Linked DNA regions of Mus musculus: all the other regions are linked to region 4. A link is a loop called in an ENCODE intact Hi-C map of the cell type or tissue named here. Cell type or tissue: left cerebral cortex. All regions are shown on one strand.

The links. Hi-C counts contacts between places; a loop is a spot of excess contacts. Peaks named below come from ENCODE experiments on the same cell type or tissue, not always from the same donor. Only the 100,000 strongest peaks of a DNase experiment are listed, where the experiment ranks them.
Region 1: a loop joins it to region 4, with 2.9 times the contacts of the local background. A loop is called at or near these places in 6 of 42 quality-filtered maps.
Region 2: it touches region 4 in a loop (2.9-fold over the local background); 8 of 42 quality-filtered maps call a loop at or near these places.
Region 3: it touches region 4 in a loop (3.0-fold over the local background); 17 of 42 quality-filtered maps call a loop at or near these places.

Annotation. Positions count from the first base shown.
Region 1 is chr9:94,738,750-94,743,749 of GRCm38, forward strand. The region is part of intron 4 of Slc9a9 (solute carrier family 9 (sodium/hydrogen exchanger), member 9); the gene reads left to right. Among named protein-coding and RNA genes, the nearest start is that of Mir7656, 11 kb to the right of the region's middle. In left cerebral cortex, a CTCF peak has its summit at 232 (motif pointing right); DNase peaks (open chromatin) are centred at 251, 2,742 and 4,721; H3K27ac peaks cover 821 bases.
Region 2 is chr9:95,706,890-95,711,889 of GRCm38, forward strand. Trpc1 (transient receptor potential cation channel, subfamily C, member 1) reads right to left here. Exons shown (of 13, transcript NM_011643.4): 10 at 3,227-3,402; 11 at 1,757-1,958; 12 at 1,312-1,506; 13 at 1-78. It overlaps Gm39407 (a long non-coding RNA gene), which reads left to right and starts at 19. Exons shown (of 3, transcript XR_871033.3): 1 at 19-100; 2 at 741-827; 3 at 1,712-1,798. In left cerebral cortex, a CTCF peak has its summit at 2,236 (motif pointing right); a DNase peak (open chromatin) is centred at 3,324.
Region 3 is chr9:95,748,011-95,753,010 of GRCm38, forward strand. It overlaps Trpc1 (transient receptor potential cation channel, subfamily C, member 1), which reads right to left and starts at 2,338. Exons shown (of 13, transcript NM_011643.4): 1 at 1,658-2,338. The coding sequence starts at 1,829. Pls1 (plastin 1 (I-isoform)) reads right to left here. Exons shown (of 16, transcript NM_001033210.3): 16 at 4,632-5,000. In left cerebral cortex, CTCF peaks have their summits at 2,276 and 2,974; DNase peaks (open chromatin) are centred at 584, 1,607 and 2,353; H3K4me3 peaks cover 2,998 bases; H3K27ac peaks cover 1,237 bases.
Region 4 is chr9:95,850,557-95,855,556 of GRCm38, forward strand. 1700065D16Rik (RIKEN cDNA 1700065D16 gene) reads right to left here. Exons shown (of 2, transcript NM_001271569.1): 2 at 4,862-5,000. The coding sequence ends at 4,892. Among named protein-coding and RNA genes, the nearest start is that of Atr, 4.5 kb to the right of the region's middle. In left cerebral cortex, a CTCF peak has its summit at 2,572 (motif pointing left); DNase peaks (open chromatin) are centred at 2,279 and 2,561.

The sequences.
Region 1 (5,000 bases), 1.1 Mb before region 4:
TGAAGAGGAAAGATCACAACTGTCCTGGGACAATGTTTCAAAAGGGAGCACTGAAGGATCAGAGATCTTAGTATATCTTAGCAGAGAAGACAATAGATAATAATTTTGGAGATAAATGTACCTGTTGTCTTATCACACACTTTATATGGAAAAGAGATAATTCCTCTGACTTGATGCCTCATTCCATGTTTTCTGTATTCTGGGTTTTCAATACTCCTTACCTCTAGATTTCCACTAGGTGGCGCTCCTGAGCCATAGTCTATGGTTTATGGCGCACATGAAGACATGTGAAATGCATTTTTTTCTTCCCTTCAATTTTCAAGACTATTTTTTTCCAGTTTGAAAGATTGCAGAGAGGAATTATTTATCAGTTGGTGTATTAAAGAAAATCCTGCATGTCCAAACAAGCACTTCAAAGGATTTTTTAGTAACACCTATCACAGAAGGCTGAATTGATATGAAGAAGTGGGAGGGTACATCCCGTGCTGATATTTTATTATCAAAGAGAGATGGAAGGGGTTGTGTTTGTCTCTGCGAAGCCACAGTGACCAAACCACACATCAACTGTTGGGACTGATTTGTTTATGAAGATATTTTAAATCAGATGTCTGGATTCTTGCAACTTAAAAATCTCTTTGTTCAGAGTCTAGCAAGTAAACATCAATGGAAAAAAAGAGAAAGATGCGCACTCTAAGACGTGTGCACTAAATACTTCTTGCTTTGGTGGCCAATGTGCATCTCTGAATGCCACTGTGAGTTGTACCTTGTGAATTTCCACATTGTCACACTGGTTAGGTCTGTTGCCACCCAAAACCCAGTGGTAATATCTTATATCAGGCATTTAAGGACATCTTGGTCAAATATGTAAAAAAAAAAAAAAAAAAGCCTGAGACCTACTAAGTAATTCTCTTTTGTTTGTGGGAAAGGATAGATCCAGGACCAACTGCTTCCATCTGGGCTTCTGATTCTGCCGGTAGCTTCTGTCTGTTCCCTTACTTGAGTTCTGGTATCAGAACTCCACAGCCTACAGTCAGGACCCTGAAAACTCAGCCTTCTCAGGTAAAATGCTAATTGCCTTTACCAGAAACCACTGACTCACACTTCAGTGCCAACCTGCTCCTGAGCTGTGTAGCTTCCTTTAGACCTAAGCATTTTTTATTTGTAAAAGAGGGAAGGTCGCAGGACCTTCATAAACACACTCTTGAATCACTCCAGGAAGCTCAGGCCAACCTGGGGGAGATAATCACAGAAGTAGGGTTCATATGGCGAAGTCGCTTTGATGATCACCTTACAATTAATAGAAGATATTGCCAAGTTTTGTTTTGAAATATAAAAATTGTGCTTCTATCCGATTCTGCTGTTTATTAAGGATTTCGTGTCATTTGCTTTCAATTAAATTGAAGCAACTCAAATTCAATGAAAGTATTCTATGAAGACAAACAGTGTTTGTGCTATTAGGTATGACAGTAGTAGTTACTATTTTAACTGTCTCTATAAAGCCAGGGTTTCCTGTCTTTTCCATGTTGGCAGCATGTAGCTCGTCTGGACATGTTGTCTAAAGAAGGCTGTTTGGGGAAATTCAGGAAGCACATGGTGAGATTAAGGCTCTGAGTCTGTCTATTTTCTCAGCCCGTCTGCAGTGTTCCCCAACGCTCACAATGCAGTGTGTGAGCTCTGCACTCGGGGATCTGACCTGCAGTGACTTTGGCTGGGTAGTTTTGTTGCCAGTCTTTCCAATAGAAAACAGACATGTGCTTCTTCCCGATGCTCTTAGAGCTCTCTAACACTGAATCCTGCCCAGACTTAAGGAAGGATGATACCTTACCAGAAAGAAGACAGAAATGCATAAGGTGCATTAAACAGGGACAAGGAGGGACCACACAGACCCTTTGTGGGGTTTGAGTCAGGATGGTGACCTGACTGACAGTAAGGAATATGGAGCAGCTTGGATAGCTTAGCTTTCATCAAATCTGCTGCCAGAAAAGGAGACTGGGTCTCAAGAAAGTCCTGGATGTAGGTGCTAGACAGCAATTGCTCACTTTGTATCTCTGTGCATCTCTTTGTGTCTGCTCATGGGCTCTCTCTCTCTCTCTCTCTCTCTCTCTGTGTGTGTGTGTGTGTGTCCAGTAAAAAGGAAAGCAACTGTTAAAGAGATTGTACTGTTTCTCAGCAGAAAAAAAGACCAATCATAAAAATGTCATTTCAATCCTAGTGCTTAGTATCCAGGAGGAGAGTTGAGTGGGTGGTTGGGCCATATGCCCATTTTGATTTGACAAGTCTGACCTCTGGTGTGGGGAACTCTCTGGGGACGACATTGGCAGTCCTCAGATAATCTGTCATCTACTGACTGGCATGACATGTTTGATGTGGAAAGTTATAGTGTTGCCAAATAGTTATAGACAGCGATTATGACCAGAAAGATTTCTCCAATCCTTCCTTTTCCTTACACAAAATTGGCAGCTTATTTAACTTTATCGTGGTGTCTTCAGCTGGGAAATAAGAGAACCCACAATGTTGGTAAGATAAAAAAGAGTGAATACTTGTAAAGCTGAGAACGGGATGCCCGCCATGTAACTAATAAATATTAGTTTGAGATAGTTGAGATAATTATTAAATGGCACAGATTTCATCTTAAGGTCTGGATTTGCTTGGCTCTGACTCTGCTGTAGGTTGGAGGTCTGAAATTGTCTGCTAGTAATTCTGTTATCATCCCACCACCCCACCTCGGCTCAGGTTCTCAGCCAACAATCTTGTCTCCAAGCAGCTACAAGTCTGCCTGTGTTAGTAACGTTTCTGTTGCTGGAACCAAAATACACCCTCAAAACTAACTTCATGGAGAGAAGGCTCTTTTGGCTCCCAATTCCAGGGATATATAGTCTATTGCGGTGGGGAAGGCAGGGTAGTGATCAGGGAAGACATGGGGCAGGCTGTTCACTTTATGCCAGCATCTACTGAACAAGAGGTGGAGCTGGCATGTAAAGTCTCACAGCCTGTCCCCAACCCCACACACACCTCAGCAAGGTTCCACCTTCTAAAGGTTCTACAACCTTCCAAACATCACCACTAAGTATGGACCAAGGGTTGAAATATCTGCGCCTATGTGGGGCTATGTACATTTAAATTACTTCTGCCGCTCACAGGCCCATGGCCAAGTCTTGATGCAAAACATATCCCACCCAACTTTGCAAGTTCCTTCTGGTCTTTAATAGTCTCAACAATATTAAAAAAAAAAAATCCAAAGTCTAAAGTCTTTTTAGAAACTTGAGGCAATCTCCTAATTGTGACTCTCTATAAATAAACATTTTTAAAGTATATGCTTCTGACATACAAGGGTGCAGCGTATACACTCATATTTGAAAAAAGGAGAAATGGAGCATAATAAAGAATGAGTGATCTGAAGAAAGATGGCACCCAGAATGGAGGAAAAAGACCCTGTACCTCCATGCCTGGCATTTGGGACTCATGGTGGAATCATCTCAGTCCAAATAGCTTAGGTAGCTTTGCTACCAGCTCTGCTCTGTAGCACGCATAACCTCTCTCATAGGATAGGTTCACTCTGAGTGCAGTTTTTGTCTATGGACATCCTGCTGGCTCTGGGCTGGAAGATTGGGTGTTCAAGGCCTGCTTCAACGTTATAGTGAGATCTTCCAGTTTCTCAAGTGGCCTCAGTTTCTTATGGTAGCATCTTTGCAGGTACTTTGACCCTGTCACATATTTCTTGACCTTAGTAGCTCTCTATATCCTTGGTACAATGTAAGAAGACCCAAAGACCCCTTCAATCTTGTATCTTTCATGTCTGTTGACTTGAGGGCATTGGGAGTCTGAAGTGATCAGGGAAATGTTAGATTCCAAATAAATGGAATGTTTGTTAGATTTCATGACAAAGGGACAACTCCTTGCCCTTCCCCTGACTCTGAACCTACATGTTTAGGTCAACAGCATAAGACTGGGAACATGAATTAGGACTGGGCTATAAAGGCTCAAGATCTACCCCCTATTTCTACTTCCTGCAGTAAGGTTCCACTTCCTAAATGTTCTACAACCTTCCCAAACAGTGCCACTAACTGGGGACCAGGTGTTCAAACACATAACCCCATACCAGACATTTAATATTCAAGTTGTAATATTTTCTGGGATACTATTTTAATCTCCTCAAAACTGCAACGGTAACTCGCCAGCAAGGACTTTTTCTAGGACCATTGGGTCTTCGACGTGGCAAAGGTTCTCTACTCAGAAGAAGCAAACAAATGCAAGACAATACTCTGAGAACCGACACCAGATTCATTGAGAACATCACAGCATGATCTTTCAAAAGTAGCTTCTAGCCAGGGATGGCTGACATGCCTGTAATCCAAGAGACTGGAAGATTGGGTGTTCAAAGCCCGCTTCAACGTTATAGTGAAATCCTATCTCAAAAATCCAAACAAACAAATCCAAAAGTCCTTTCTATTTTTCAACAGAACACTATTTAATAGATATATAAACCAGGATTGCCTTAAATAAATCATAACTTGATACTTAGATGAATTTTTCATTTAAGGAGGCTAATTGTATACACTGCAGCACTGTGGGTGAGGGCTGTTGACCGTGAGTTGGCAATGACCTCATTATGTAGAACTGGGCATTATAAATGGTAGTCATTAAGACAGGATTCTACTTTTAGTTAAGGGCAAGACACAAAATGCAGAGTTTCTTAAATTGGGCAGTCTGGGAAAGGTCCAGGCTGATGGAAGAGGATGAAAGGGAGAAGGCTTGAAAATCCCTGCAGTTGGTGGCCAGAGAGGACTGGCTCTGCCTTCCTGTTTGCATACTTTTCCTGCTGTTACCTCTGCCTAGTGACTGCCTTGCCTTTGATCATTTCCTCCTCCTCCTTCTTCTCCTCCTCTTCCTCCTCTTCCTCTTCCTCCTCTTCCTCTTCCTCCTCCTCCTCTTCCTCCTCCTCCTCTTCCTCTTCCTCCTCCTCCTCCTCTCATCTTCATGTTTCCTGCCAAGCCCTCGAA
Region 2 (5,000 bases), 140 kb before region 4:
CGTCAGGTAGCGGTGCACCAGGCAGCACATCACCTTCTGGTAGTTCTCGTCTCTCTTTTGCTTCAAGTTTCTCCACTCCTTCAAAACAAGCAACCATATGGTAATTAATGACAGCAGAACAACATATGTGTATGTACAGTCATATACATGTAAGAACATGTATACACACACACATATATACATATATATTTGCAGTGCCTGGGTGTGCTCAGGGCCGCAAGCCTGCTAGACAAACATCTGCCATCATGTCATCCTTCAGCCCTAGAGACAATATTTAAATAATAGAATCACAGATATGTATTTTCAATACATTTAGAGGATAGTTTACTTTGGAATAAATCATACTCAGTATATGCTTAAGATAATATAGGCTGCATATCTGTTTCATTCACTCTCATTTAGGCTGATTTCACTGAAAAAGCTTAGTCTCAGTGATGCTCGGTCTACTGCAGAGACACATAAACTGCCATGAGAGACCCCTAACTATCCCTGTCTCTCTTACTGTGTGAGTAAGCAAGGGTTTACAGATGAATCTCTGTAGTGATTTCATGATGGACAACTTGGTTTTCAACTCTAATTAAGCAAAAATTCAACCAGACCACAGGGAATTCTGTTTTCCCTAGTAACCTTTTACAGTAACTGCTACCTACTGATATATTTTTAATTTCATCTATAAGTTTCTGGAAATTTTCTCTTATATAACTTCTGAGATGGTGTTTTCTGTTTTGTTTGGTTTACAGAATGTGAAATATTTATTGTCTGGTCTTTTAGGAAACTTACCAATCCATGGTTTACAAGAAGCACACATTGGATAAGAAATACACTGAGTAAGTTTCAAGACCTAAAAACAGTATGAACTAATAATCGTTCCTTAAATCTATAGTGAAAGTCTATGGGAATGGAGTTCATGTGTTAGGGAAACTTGAAAACTAAAAAAAGAACCAAGCCAACTAAAAAAATCCTTAGTTCTATTTTGTATTGTCAATTATTTATTGAGTTTTATACGATATAGTAAATCACACATTAGGCATATAAGTGAAACAGGTCAGCATAGCTCTTATCAACCCTGCATATCTGCACTGTGAAGCATCTGAGCTGGGCACGGCCAGACTTAGCTGGCAGCAAGCACCCACCATCGCAGCCCATCATAGGCACACACAGGACGCAAATTGTAGACCATCCTGGTATACAAAGCCAAGTTCCATGCCAGCTACATAGTAAGAATGAGGATCAATAAATAAGACAAAGAAAGAACTACAATTGAAATGAACAGTTGTAAAACTGTGGTGCAATTCAAAGCTCTAATCTCACCTTTAAACTGTTTTGACGTTTGACCTTGCCTTTCGAGGTATGCGAGCAAATCCATTTACTGAGGCTACTGATCATATAGCAGATCGTCTTTGGAGAAGGAATAATGTTGAAAGGTGGGGGCAGTGTACATTTGTCATCAAAGTAGCTAAGCCATAGCTTTGCTCGAGCAAACTTCCATTCTTTATCCTCATGATTCTATGAGGAAAAGCAGGATAAAATAAGAACGGACACAAGCTGAATGCATATGGGAAGGTTGGTGGAGATACTGATTAAAACTGTCTGTATGTTACCACATCTTATAGACTAAAAGAATTGGTCAAAGATGTGAAGTTGCTAGACATTATATTTTTAAGTCTATATTTAATTTTAAAATATTATTCATAGATTCTGTCATCCTTAGTTACTTGGTTTCCCACATCTCATGGGATGTGAAGACAGCACTTACTGCTATCAGCTGGAAGCTCTTGTGAAGCATCGCCACGAGCAGCTTCGTCAGCACAATCACAACCACAACATTGTAAGTTCCAACAATCACAGCTCCAACGAAGGACTGCAGCTCTTCCCCATAGCTAAACCTGGTGACAAAGATGGCCACGTGCGCTAAGGAGAAGATGTACCAGAACAGAGCAAAGCAGGTGCCAATGAACCTGTAAGGGCAAGTACATTCTCTTTAAAAAGGAAATGAATTAGCAAGAACAGATAATGCATTTATGTCAAAACTATATACAGGAACCATTAGTAATTCTTGTATAATACATTATAAAATATTTTTTGTTTTATTTTTATTTTCACAGTATATATAGTCTTATTTTTAATGTTATTTTTATTTTATGTGTGTGTACCTGAGTGTATGTATGCATACCACATGCATGCAGAATCCTGTTGAGGTCAAAAGAGGGCACCAAATCCCCTGGAACTGAAGTTACAGCTGTGAGCCACCAGGTGGGTGAGGGAAACCAAACCCAGGTCTTCTGCAGTAAGTGCTCTGAACCACTAGGACATCTGTCCAGCCCCTAAAGATTTTATTTTAAATGAGGAAATATGTGCAAAGATATCATTCCTATTTAATTTCTTTTGCTGCCTTTCTAGTCCCAATACAGTAGTCCATGGGGTATCTAGTTAGATTCTATCAGTCCTCTACTTCAGCCTTCAGGTGACTTTAAATTACAATAGCTCCAAATCATTACAATAACAGCAAGGTCTTACATGATCACCCCCACTGCCTGTCTATCTTGGCCAGCCCAGAAATCTTATTCATTAAATGAGGGAACACTTTGACACATGATAAGAACACGCAAATATACAAGTCAATACTTGTCTGTATTTTATTTAATGACGAGGAGAGTAAGACTGGGGGTGTAACTTTGGTGTTTAGCACTTGCCTGGCGTATACATACCCTGGTTCAGACAAGCCCCCCCCCCAGCACTGGAAAAGGAACCTAGTGGAGTATTCTGTCTAAATTATAGTGGCTGTACCATTCTTTATGATATACCAGGGAACTGGTCCTCAAGCTCTAATAGTCCTCAACTGTAAACAATGAAAACATGAGTGCTCTGGGTTGCACTGGTAACCAAGAGTTGCTACATGTACTACTAGTTTAAAGGCAGAGATGCTGAACATTCTAATATATGGGATGGACAGAAGAAATTTCCCAAAGTGTTAAGAGTGTAAAAATGTCAAATGTCCTCTCTTCAGACAGATTTCAGTAGAAAAGACACATAGAATGATTTGGATCTACTACTTAAGATCCTATAGGTAAAGATGATGAAAATGATTCAAGAAAAATGAGCATTTGTTAATGCTTACAGACACTCAAAAAGGATTTCTTTAAAGAACAATTTAAGCTGTGTTTGTGTAATGAGTAGCCACACAGAACTCAATAAAGTCCATCTAGTAAACTCTGAAGACACTCACGAGTGGAAGGTGTCATTGCTTTGCTGTTCGCAGAAGATGCCCACACAGTCCTTCTGCTCTTTGGAAGTGTACCCTTTGTCATAGAGCTGAGTCAGTCCAATCGTGAAGGAAAACAGAACAAGGAGGAACATTCCCAGAAATTTCCCAAAATCTTGTAACATCTGTCCCATTGAAATCTGTGGACACATCACATGGGTGTACATTAAAACTGTTGGGAAAACTATGTGTTAAATATGAAATTACCCAGTAGTAAAAGAAAAACAAACACATGATTCATAAGCCACACCCTTTATTTAGCCTGGTTAAATTTCAATATGTTATGTTAAGAGCATCAAAGCTCCAGCTGTGGGAATACAAAAAATAAACCCAACAACCCCAGCTACCTGACAAAAGCCATTGTATTATAAACCATTACCATGAGTACTAAATACACAGCTCCTGTCACACACAGTCTTCAAAGGGTATCACTGCTGTGGAGGGAGAAGAAGGACAGAGATCTTCATCTCCTCGTATTTGTTGTTGTTTTTGAGACACAGACAATCTTGCCATCAGACTCACAATCTTCCTGCCTCAGCTTCTCATATGCTAGGATTATAGGCAAGCATCACCATTGCTGGTAACATAAAGATTATCTAAAGGCCAGTTAGCAGAGATAAAAGGAAAGGACATCTAGTGATTGCCATATGCAGGGATCCATCCCATAATCAGCTTCCAAATGCTGACACCATTGCATACACTAGCAAGATTTCGCTGAAAGGACCCAGATATAGCTCTCTCTTGTGAGACTATGCCGGGGCTTAGCAAACACAGAAGTGGATGATCACAGTCAGCTATTGGATGGGTCACACGGCCCCTAATGGAGGAGCTAGAGAAATTACCCAAGGAGCTAAAGGGAACTGCAACCCTATAGGTGGAACAACAATATGAACTAACCAGTACTGGGGAGCTCTTGTCTTTAGCTGCATATGTATCAAAAGATGGCCTAGTCAGCCATCACTGGAAAGAGAGGCCCTTTGGACTTGCAAACTTTATATGCCCCAGTACAGGGGAACACCAGGGCCAAAAAGGGGGAGTGGGTGGGTAGGGGATTGGGGGGGTGAGTATGGGGGACCTTTGGGATAGCATTGAAAATGTAAACAAGGAAAATACCTAATTAAAAAAAAGAAAATAAATGCTTATATTTATGTGGCTTCTTTTTGTTTGTTTGGGTTTTTTTTTGTTTGTTTGTTTGTTTTTTTCGAGACAGGGTTTCTCTGTGTAGCCCTGGCTGTCCTGGAGCTCACTCTGTAGACCAGGCTGGCCTGGAACTCAGAAATCTGCCTGCCTCTGCCTCTGCCTCCCAAGCACTGGGATTAAAGGCGTGCACCACCACGCCTGGCTGTTGAGAGCTCTTGATCCTAGTCATTATCTCCTGAGAACTTTAAAAACAAAGTGTAAAGGCTGTTCTAAGTTCATTTTAGTGAAATTTATTTCAAACAATACAAAAATCCAGATTTGGTTTATTTTCGCCTTTAAGTTGTCTATTAAGGTTGGATGATTATAGCATTCGCAGCTACAGGCTTTCTACGTCTGGGATTGCTATTAAAATGATATTTGTCCTATTACCCTTCTCCTTAGTCCATATTTGTTTCTTCTTACAGCAGATTTTCATCACCTATTGTACAAAGAAATTGCGATGTATATTTTCATGTAATTTGATTTTGGAATTTTGTCACCTTATGTAGTGAATTCTTCCAAAATATAATTTTTTTCCAATAAAAAAATTTATGTGGCT
Region 3 (5,000 bases), 100 kb before region 4:
AATAACCGCGAACCACTTCCCATGGTACACTTCTCAACTAGTGTGTTCTAAAGCTTTGGTGATTTACAAAATGTCCCTGTACAGAGTGCTTAAGTTCTATAACCAGTGACACTTGTGAGCTGTATAGAACGATGCCTATATAGCTCCAGTACCCTACATACTAATTATACTCTCTTCACCCCTCCTTTATGCAAATTATTTTCCTCATCATACACATCTTTATATTAGGTGCTGACTACCAATATAAAACTTCTCAACCAAATACTCAGGTCTCTGCTTCTTAATTACCCAAACCGCTCTCCTCCCTAACCTCACACCCTTCAAATCTCCTCCAAAATAGGGAAAACAGAAAGTACCACTAAATATATTAAGGAAGGTGTTAATACAACAGTGGCATATATTCTCCAGGAAATGTTGCACATTTTGAAACCATCCTGAGCCCCGAGGCACACAAAGCTGCTACAGAAACCTAAAGCATCCTTCCTTATAATGCAGCAAGCCTCTCACGAAGGTGACAGAAGACAACTAGGAGGAACCAGGGGACACGGGGAATTCTGCCCTCCCCATCCTGGCTCTAAATCCATGATGAAATGTCAAGAAGGGATTGCCTTTTGGCCTGGCTAAGATTAAACATAATCATGTAAAAAAAAACAAAAACCTATCTCAAATGCTTTAAAAGGTTTAGGGAGATGTTGTTGACTTAAACCTCTATATGTGAACAAATCCAAAAACTTCTGTAACTAGTTTTCCCATAGTGTGAGCTGGCCTCTGGAAGTAGGCTTCAGAAGTCTGCATGGTTCCAACAACGTTTTCCCAAATAAACACTGCCTTTCAACATCCAACTGCTTAACTGAGGAATGAGAATGTTTCAGTACTTTTTTTGTTTTTCAGATAAGAGATAAAAGCAATCTGGGAGCAACCAAGTTCCATGCTTGTCTTTTAATGTGGCCAGAAAGTGATCAATTTTTAGATTCAAAACCAGTATATTCCACATTATTTCGCCTATATTTACTTTTTTTTTTTTTTTACTACCTTTGCCTCCCTCCAACTCTCTGAAGCAATAAATCTTTCTCCCTAATAAAAAATACCGACATTTAAAAGGGGTTCCAGAAATTTGGGGAAAGTTTCGGCAACTAGGGCAGGATTTTTCGTATTATTTGTGTTAAAGATAATGGGATACTACTCAACTGTAACAGGCTAAGGCACTGCTGGCTGATGCTAAACAGAAGTAAAAGTCTTTTTTAAAAATAACAACAACAACAACAACAACAAACCTACAAGGTGACAGCCCATAAATCGGAGAAGTCTTAAGGGAAATTCGTAGAATTTTCGGATTAGGTCCAAAACTAGCCTCTGGCTCCCAAAGGAAGAAGTAACTTCAAACTAGAGTTTATTAGTGACAGAAGTGGGGCAACTTTGGGATCAAGGCTCCCTCCTCGCCATGGAAACGTCCCACCTGCGCGAGTCCACCGCCCCCGCCCTACCTGCCTGCTGCTCAAGCTCAATTAGGCAGAAGTCCTGCGGGCTGCACAGAGGTGGGAATAGCCGCTGCACACAAGGAAAAGCACGAGTGCCAGGAGTTAAGTTGAGGCAGGGGCCGGACCCGGGGAGTGGGTGCTAGGGTGTCCGGAGGTGGAGAAGGGGGCCTAGCTCTCACCCTTGTCGCACGCCAGCAAGAAAAGCTTCTCATTCAAGGTGTTCTCCTCCTTCACCTCTCGCACATCCTTCAGCGCCATCACTTCGTTGGGCGACGAGGAGGATGGGGAGGAAGGCAGGGAGGAGGAGGAGACGCCCGAGAGGTCCGTGCTCGGGTACAGGGCCGCCATCATCGCGGCCCACGACGGGGGCAGGCCAGGAGACGGAGGCGGGGCCCCCATGGGCGCCGACCCCGACCCCGACCCCGAGCTGGAAAACGGGTGAGTCGTTCCCACGGCCACATCGGCGTGCGGCCCGTTGGCCCCGAAGGGCGTCGCCTCGCCCCGAAACCAGCACTCGCCCTCCACGGACAGCCCCAGGTTGGTGGCCGCGCTGGCGCGGCCCCGGGGCCAGCGCCCTCTGCCCAGCCGCCGGCGCCCCGGTCGAGCTGGTCCGCGCCCGTCCGGGGACGACAGAGTGGAGCGCGCCAGGGCGGCAGCCGAGCGCGGGGCCGTGCCAGGAGCCGCAGGGGCCGCACAGGGAGCGGCCCGGCCTGGGAGGGAGTGAGGGGGCCGCCGGCCGGAGAGCTCGGCGGTGCGCTTCGCAGCACGTCTGGCTCCGGGGCTGTGGGAACCGCTGGCCCAGCAGCACCCACAGGAGGCAGAGGTTCGCGGCTTTCTCCTCACGTCATCCTCAGCCCCGCGGAGGCGACGACACCGGGGCGGGGCTTAAGGCGAAGCCGGGCTAGGGGCGGGGCTTGTAGGGGCGGGGCTCCAGGGCTGACGCGCCTCTCTGGTCGGTCGCCTAGCATCTTGGGCGCGTCTGCAGCATCTTTGAGCACCTGAGGGCATGGGAACCGCTTGGTGGCGGATTTCAGGTAATTTTATCCGCTGCCTGTTTGTGCTGCTGCTGCTACTGCAGCACAGAAAAGGGCCAAGGAGCTTCTGAAGGATTAACGTTTACTTGAAATCCTGTACGGAATTGTCCTAAAGCCTGGCCAAAGCAACCTGATTATGGAGTTTGTGTTTACAGTTCCCTCGTTCCTAAAGGCGTTTTAAAAACAATCTTTGTGATTTAATATGGTCTAACATTCCTGATATTTCCAAAGTCACTATAAAAGTATTCGCATGTAAGTCAAAGGCGACCTATAACCGTTGCATAAGCACAGTTTAGGAGTTACTCGCCATACAAGTCCTTTTAGTGGATTCGTTATATTTATCCTATCTAATTTTAAGAGATTCGCTATTTAGACAACAATTGTCTGACGTCCAGCAAATGCGACTTGAAAACTGCATCTTTTCAATAATTTTTAATTGCTTCCTGCAGTCAACACTAGGGGGAAAATCTGAACTCTACGTTTAAGATTTAGATTTTTAAAGCAATGGATAAATGTACTTAAATTTGAGGGGAATACTGCCTCTCCTATTCAGGCTACTTTGTCCCATTAGTTTCTCTTTCAACATTTAACTTACTAATTCTTAAAAATCAATGTTCTCTTTAGATATTCTCTAAAAGTCTTTGATGTCGAAGTCATCTTTTCAAACGTTTTCTGTATTTGATGTAAATGATAATCTCAAGTTGCTCCAGTTTTTGTTTCTAAATGATCTCCCCGTTGTCGTGTAATGTTTAATACACTTCCAAGTTTATGAGTTTGGTGAAATTTCCAAGAGGCTCAAGGTGAAGCCAGTGGGAGAGAGGAGCGCCCATACATTTGTATATGCACCTCCTTTGTTGCTCAGCAAAATGTTTAGCCAGTAGTAGAAATCTAATCCTGCGCTATCTGAAATTTCAGTATTTGAAGTTAACTCAAATGACTCACAGCCATACACAGATTCTTTATCCAAAGAACTATGGGACTGGATTACTTTCTAAGACTGGAGGGAATTCCAACCCTCTTTGGTAGTAATCTTAAGAGACCTTCCAAAGCACTAGAGAGCCTACTTCAGGCAAGCTGATAATTATAATGCAGGCTTTTGGATTGTCTCCGATACAGACAAACTGCTCAGCGGGCATAAATTGGGACATTCTAACAATACCTACATACTTAGCACATGTGATATGTAGATCAGTATTGGAGTTATGATGAACAATGGTATTCAAAAAACTCAAAAGTGGCATATTACTCTAAGCAACTCCATCAAGTCACAGGCAAACAAAACAGAAACCAAAAGAGGAATCACAACTCCAGCCAGAGAGGGGAAAGAAACTCAGATTTAGATCTAGTCCTACAAGTAGGATGCTACTGATATTTTTCATGTTCTCCTCCCTTTACTCCCGAGGAGCACATCTGTCTCTTTTTCATGGCGCCCACTCGATTGCTTTTCCTCAGAGAGCCCTGACCTCGCTACCCAGAAAACCTCCCCCTCTGCTCTCAGTCAGTCTGCAGCAAATCTCCCCCCACTCCAATGGTCTCTCGGTTTCTTCCCTGCTTCATTTCTTGTTGTTGCTTTATTGGCTGGCCGTCTCTACTAGGATGTAAGTCAAAAGGCTGTTTCTACTTGTCTTAGCTGAGGTCCAAGAATCTAGTTGTGGTACTTGGACACTGGAGACAATAAATTAATGCTAATTATTTTATCCACTCAAATGATTTCATCACAAACTAAGTTTATAACAATCACGCAGTTTGTCTTTTTTTTTTTTTTAATCTTCATATGAGGGCTGGTGAGATGGCTTAGTGGATAAGAGTGCTGGTTGTTCAAACCTGAAGCCCTGAGTTCGATTCCCATGAAGGTGTAAGGAGAAAACTGACCCAACAAATTTGTTCTCTGATATCCACATGTAAGCATGCATGCCCATACACATGTATCATCCATACATACAATGATAATAAAAACACTAGAATTTTAGAATTAATTTTTTTCTCATATGAAAGAAAAAACACTAAAGAAACAGCTTTTGTGTTACTTCACATAGGAGTTGCAGTCTTTTGTGAGGAAATAAGCTTCTAACAGATCAGTATTGAAGGTTCTCTATTCTTTAAATGAAATAAACACAAATTCTACATACACAGCATTTTTATTAAATATATTTCGTGAGAAAAAGAACACCTTAAAGTGCTAAATTCCATGTAATTCAGATTGTTTTAGTAAATATGACAGCGGGAAAAATCAGAGAGGTTTGATTTAAATAATCTCAGGAAAGGAGCGGAAGCATTGTGTCTTCATATAAGAAAACAATCACCAAAATATAAAAGGCGAAGACATTTCATGTAGAAGAATATATTTCAGAATCCCACCTGTCAGTACTTCATTTATAAAAGTCTACCCTAAACACACAGACACTCTCCCTCCTGCTGTATGTTCTGATCAGTGGACAAGGAGGAGGCGGACAACCCATTCACACGGAGAGAGGTGACAGCACTTTCC
Region 4 (5,000 bases):
CTTGTCCTTTTCTTGTCACATTTCTCTCCCCAAATACCTCTTCTATTTTCAAGTTATTGTTGTTGTTTTAAAACTTTTTATTGATTCTTTGTGAGTTTCACATCCTGCAACCCAGTCCCACTCATCTCTCCGTCTCATTATATCTTCCCGCTGCCCTTGCAACCTCCCCACCAAAATAACACACACACACACACAGAGAGAGAGAGAGAGAGAGAGAGAGAGAGAGAGAGAGAAAAAATAAGGCAAAATACAAAGACAAAAACAAAAAATAACCAAACCAAAGCATAGGAAACATCTTGTCACAATAGCTGTAGCATGTCACAGTGTGTCACACATCTTCACTTGCAAATGTTCACTGCAGTGAGTCATTGGTTTGGTTATTGTTTTTTATCTAGACTCCACACATGAGAGAAAACATGATATTTGTCTTTTCTGAGTCTGATTATTTGGTAACATAGTAATCTCCAGCCCTGCCCAGCTGCCTGCACATGTCATTATTTCATTCATCTTTATGACTGAATAGTATTTCATTGTGTATACAAACCACACTGCCTTTATCCATCCATCTGTTGATGGGTACCAAGTCTAACCGTGATGCATGCTGAAGAAAACCAGGAAGTATAAGATAAACATTTTGAGTTTATTTAGCTTTTTTTTTTTTAAATAGAATTAAGTAGAAAGCAATAGAAGGGAAAAGGGCAATATCCAGTTTAACAACATTCAGTTCAGCTCTGGATTTATGTTAATTTTATTTTTTAAAAACATCACTTAGAGGAGAAAAAGAATAATCTAAGGAATAAGACAGAGCTGGAAACAAGTCTCCACCCCTTCTGTTTGATCCTTTCCTCTCCTGCTAGGGCTGCTGTGTGTCTAAAAGTCAGCCTTTAGCCGGGCAGTAGTGGCGAATGCCTTTAATCCCAGCACTTGGGAGGCAGAGGCAGGTGGATTTCTGAGTTTGAGGCCAACCTGGTCTACAGAGTGAGTTCCAGGACAGCCAGGGCTACACAGAGAAACCCTGTCAAAAAACAAACAAACAAAGAAACAAACATAAAAAAGTCAGCCTTCAGGAATGTGAAGGTGTGATGGGAATTTAAAGCTAAATGGGCAGTCTGGCGTTTGAAGTGGACAGAGACGAGTCAGGGCAACTGGAACTGAACAACTGTCCTAGAGGGAAGTGAGCGCACTGAGCAGCGGCAGTGGGGACAGGAGTCTCACACGTTAGCTGAGACAGATGGCAAGCCATCCGAGAAAACAGACAAACAGACATGCAGCAGCATGGCAGAGCCACACTCCCCAGACACCCATCGCTGCTTACAGATGAAATTATGCAGGCATCAAAGCGACAGCGTCTCGAGATTCTGGGCCGCTTGGTGACACAAGAACCCAGGTGCATGACCTGCCTGCCCCCACTCTCTGACGCTGCCTTTCTGAAAGCCAGAAGTAATTATTTTCTACATTTACCTGTAACTGAAAAAAGATATGTAAAATCTGAACTTCCTTTCTGACTTCTCTTTCCTCTGAACCTCTGGGCATGTTTCCAGAAGCCCGCTTTACGGAGCTCTCCTTAAAGGTTATTGTGGTGCTTGGTCACATTTCAGAGCTTTCCCTCCTGCTTAATCAGCTTGAACGACTACCTGGAACAGGAAAGTATTTTGAAAACAGTAAAAAACAATTATTCTAATCATTACTGTTATATTTTATACACCCTCAGGGTCATATTGGAAACCTTTTCAATTTCAATGACAACAATTTGTTACCTATTCAGAAAGCTACCATGTGTGTGGGTAGTCTTTGTCCTTTATAAATCACTTCTAAATTCAGTGAAGCCTTAGTTTTTGTACGTATGTATATATGTATGTATGTATGTATGTGTGTGTGTGTGTATGTATGTATGTATGTGTATATGTGTGTATATATACACACAACTGTTGTAGAAATGGAAAGACAAATGGCTTTGCTGAGTAGATTCGGTCTGGGTTTTATTTCCGTGTCTCTACTAAATGAGACGGGTACACTTGTGCAGTCTGTCTCCAGGGAATTATTATTGTTTTCCTTTACAAAGTTTCAGAATGATGGTTCATAGTTAGAGCGCCCATCACTTGAGACTATACCCAGCAGATAACAACAGACCTATTCTCCCTTGTAACTTTCACCCATGTACAATAATCAATCCATAACCATCCTACTGGAGAAGGCTTGACTTTTGCAAAGGCTGTATTCTATAGAGTAGAACAGCTCCAAGCCTTCCTGAAATTACATCAACTATGGAGGACTGGTGATAGCTTGGTACCAGAGGGCTTATTAAGTAAGCATGCAGAGGCCTCATATTCTATAGCCAGCGCCACAAAAAGTAACAATGCACCAATAACAGAACTAACTCATATACCAAGTACAGAAACTTTGAAACTGTTTACACTCTTGTCTCATTTAGGATTTACTAAAATGTATGCCCTTTCCACGGTGCATTATACAATGAAACCCTGACATAATACAGTAAATGAAAAACAGCATGTTCAGCACTGCAGTCACAAAAGTCTCAATGGGGCTGTACTGCCACCTAGCGGCCATTTTGATAGTAACTCTCACTAACGGAAAATCCTATATACATGACTAATGAAAAATTTTCAGGTTGGTTAGTATAACTTTGTTCACACTCCTAGGACACAAAGCTTAGCAAATAGCAGGGACATTGGATATACCAAACTTTCTGCTTTAGAGCTTCACCTGCCTCCCCAAACACCATCTTCCCAAATGCTAGACACGCATGCATGAGGCCCTAGGTTCTGTCCTCAACACCACAGAAAGGAAAATACACAAATTACCAAATGAGTTTGTATACTAAGGCAGTAGACATTTAAGTACAGAAAGTAATTTCTAAAGTGGCTTACATAATCTCACTTAAGATTTATATTTTACGATTTACATTATGTATTGTAGAATGTAGTACTGAATCTACATGCTTAATAAAACCTGTACACAAAGACATATACTTCCTGGACATAGTGGTTCACACTGTAATCCCCACATTCAGGAGACAGGGGTATGGTAGGTAATAGAATCATTGCAAGTTCAAGGCCAGCTTGGATTGAGTTGCAGGTTGGCCAATGGTACACACCAAGACCCTGTCTCAAACAAAACAAGCAAAACTTAAAACATATATTTAAATTTTTTTAACAATACTATTAACCTAAAAAAAAAGGCAGGAAGCCCCCAATATAGAGGATGGGTTAAAGAAAAAGTAAGCCTTGGGAAACCAAGCTAGACAGGGCCCCACGTACCCAGACTAGCCTTGAGCCCCAGCTCCTCCAGCCTCCACCTCCCAAAGACTGGGATTACAGACCTGCACTAACACACCCTAGAACGCTTGGGAAATAAGTTAGACAAGGCGTGATGATCAACTGAGAACAGAATGTGGTGATGAGATCTGACAGGAAATCTGTGGGTTTGATATTTAGGAAATAGAATTCTAGAAATACAAACCAAAGCAATCACAGATACATTGATGGTACATCTGGGATTTCATTTAAAATTACCCACCTGGGGAAAGGGGGCATTGGAAGGGTGTTCGTAAATTAACAGAGACTGGTGAAGGCTGGGGTGTGTAGTTCAGTAGAATACTTGCACAAGGTCCCAGGTCAGATGCCCAAGTGGGAACAGTGGGGACAGAGACTTGACCAAATGAGAGAACTCTTGGGTGGGTGGTAGATTTATTTACCTACTTTTGTTATATTTGTGTTAGTGCAGCTCTGAAAGCCCTGTCTTTGGGAGGTGGAGGAGGAGAAGCAAGCGTTCAAGGCTAGTCTAAGCATGTGAGACCCGGTCTAGCTCGCCTTCCCTGTAGACGTGTTCTGCTTTGTTTTCTTGTTATTAAAAAAAACAAACAAACAAAAATAAAGTGCCTGAGAACATTTAAGGTAGTAAAATCCGGTAAAGAGGTAGACAGATGAAACAGAGCCCGAAGAGTTCGCAGGGAACAGGTAGTGAGCTCCAGAGTGCTCAAGCGATGGGAGTTACCTGAGGTCTTCAGAAGGAATAAAGTTACCCAAGAATAAAAAGGAGCAATGAAGACCCCTGGTGCCGTGCAGTTGGGGAGGGGGAAAAAGAAAAAAGAGAGGGGGAAACCCCTAAGGAAAAGTGAAGAAAGATGGCAAAGGACATACTGCTAAAACACGGGCTAATCAGAGAACACATTCCAGGGATGCAGCAATCTAGACCGGCAAATCGTGTAAGAAGAAAAAAGTGATCAGTCTCTATTGGACTTAGCCATCTGAAAGCCATGAGAGGAGGGGAGGTGGACCCGGGAGGAAGGCACTGAGAGCTTTATTAAGACAGTTATTAACTCCACAGGCAGAACAGCTGGGGCCTAAGGAAAGAGGCTTCAGTCCCCAGCATACAAAACCAAGCCAGTGCACATTCTTAAAGGCTTCTAAGGGAGGGTGTGATCCTTGCACTCTGAGGAAGCAGGCTTAGTTAATAGATGACCTGTGTTGCGGGACATGGATGACAGGAGTCAAGGAGACACTGGCTAGGGGAATGGGGTAGTTAATGTGTGACATTAGTCAAGCTGCCTTGGCCCCTGGGCAGCAGTGAGGTAGTGAGATGAGGCTATTGTTTTTTATGAGTGCTGTGAGGACAGAGGCATGCAGGCTTGTGAGACTCCTGACCACAGCTAGCTGCGCCTGTCAGTTCCTTACAGCAGCTTTGAAAGGAGAGAAAGATTTCAGGGGTGTGATCCCAGTCTGTGGGGCTGCTTCCAAGATCATCTGGAAGGTCTGTCTAGGTGTCTGTCTAGCATAAAGGAAGGCATGAGTCTTAGTTGCTGTTCTGTTGCTGGAAAAAGAGACACTATGACCAAGGCAACTTAGAGATTAACAGTTTATTGGGGGTTTGCTTACAGTTTCAGAGGGTTGGAATCCATGACTATTATGGCAGAGACCAAAGCGACAGGCAGGCAGGCATGGCGCTGGTGAATTAGCTGAGTGCTTACATCTTGATCCACA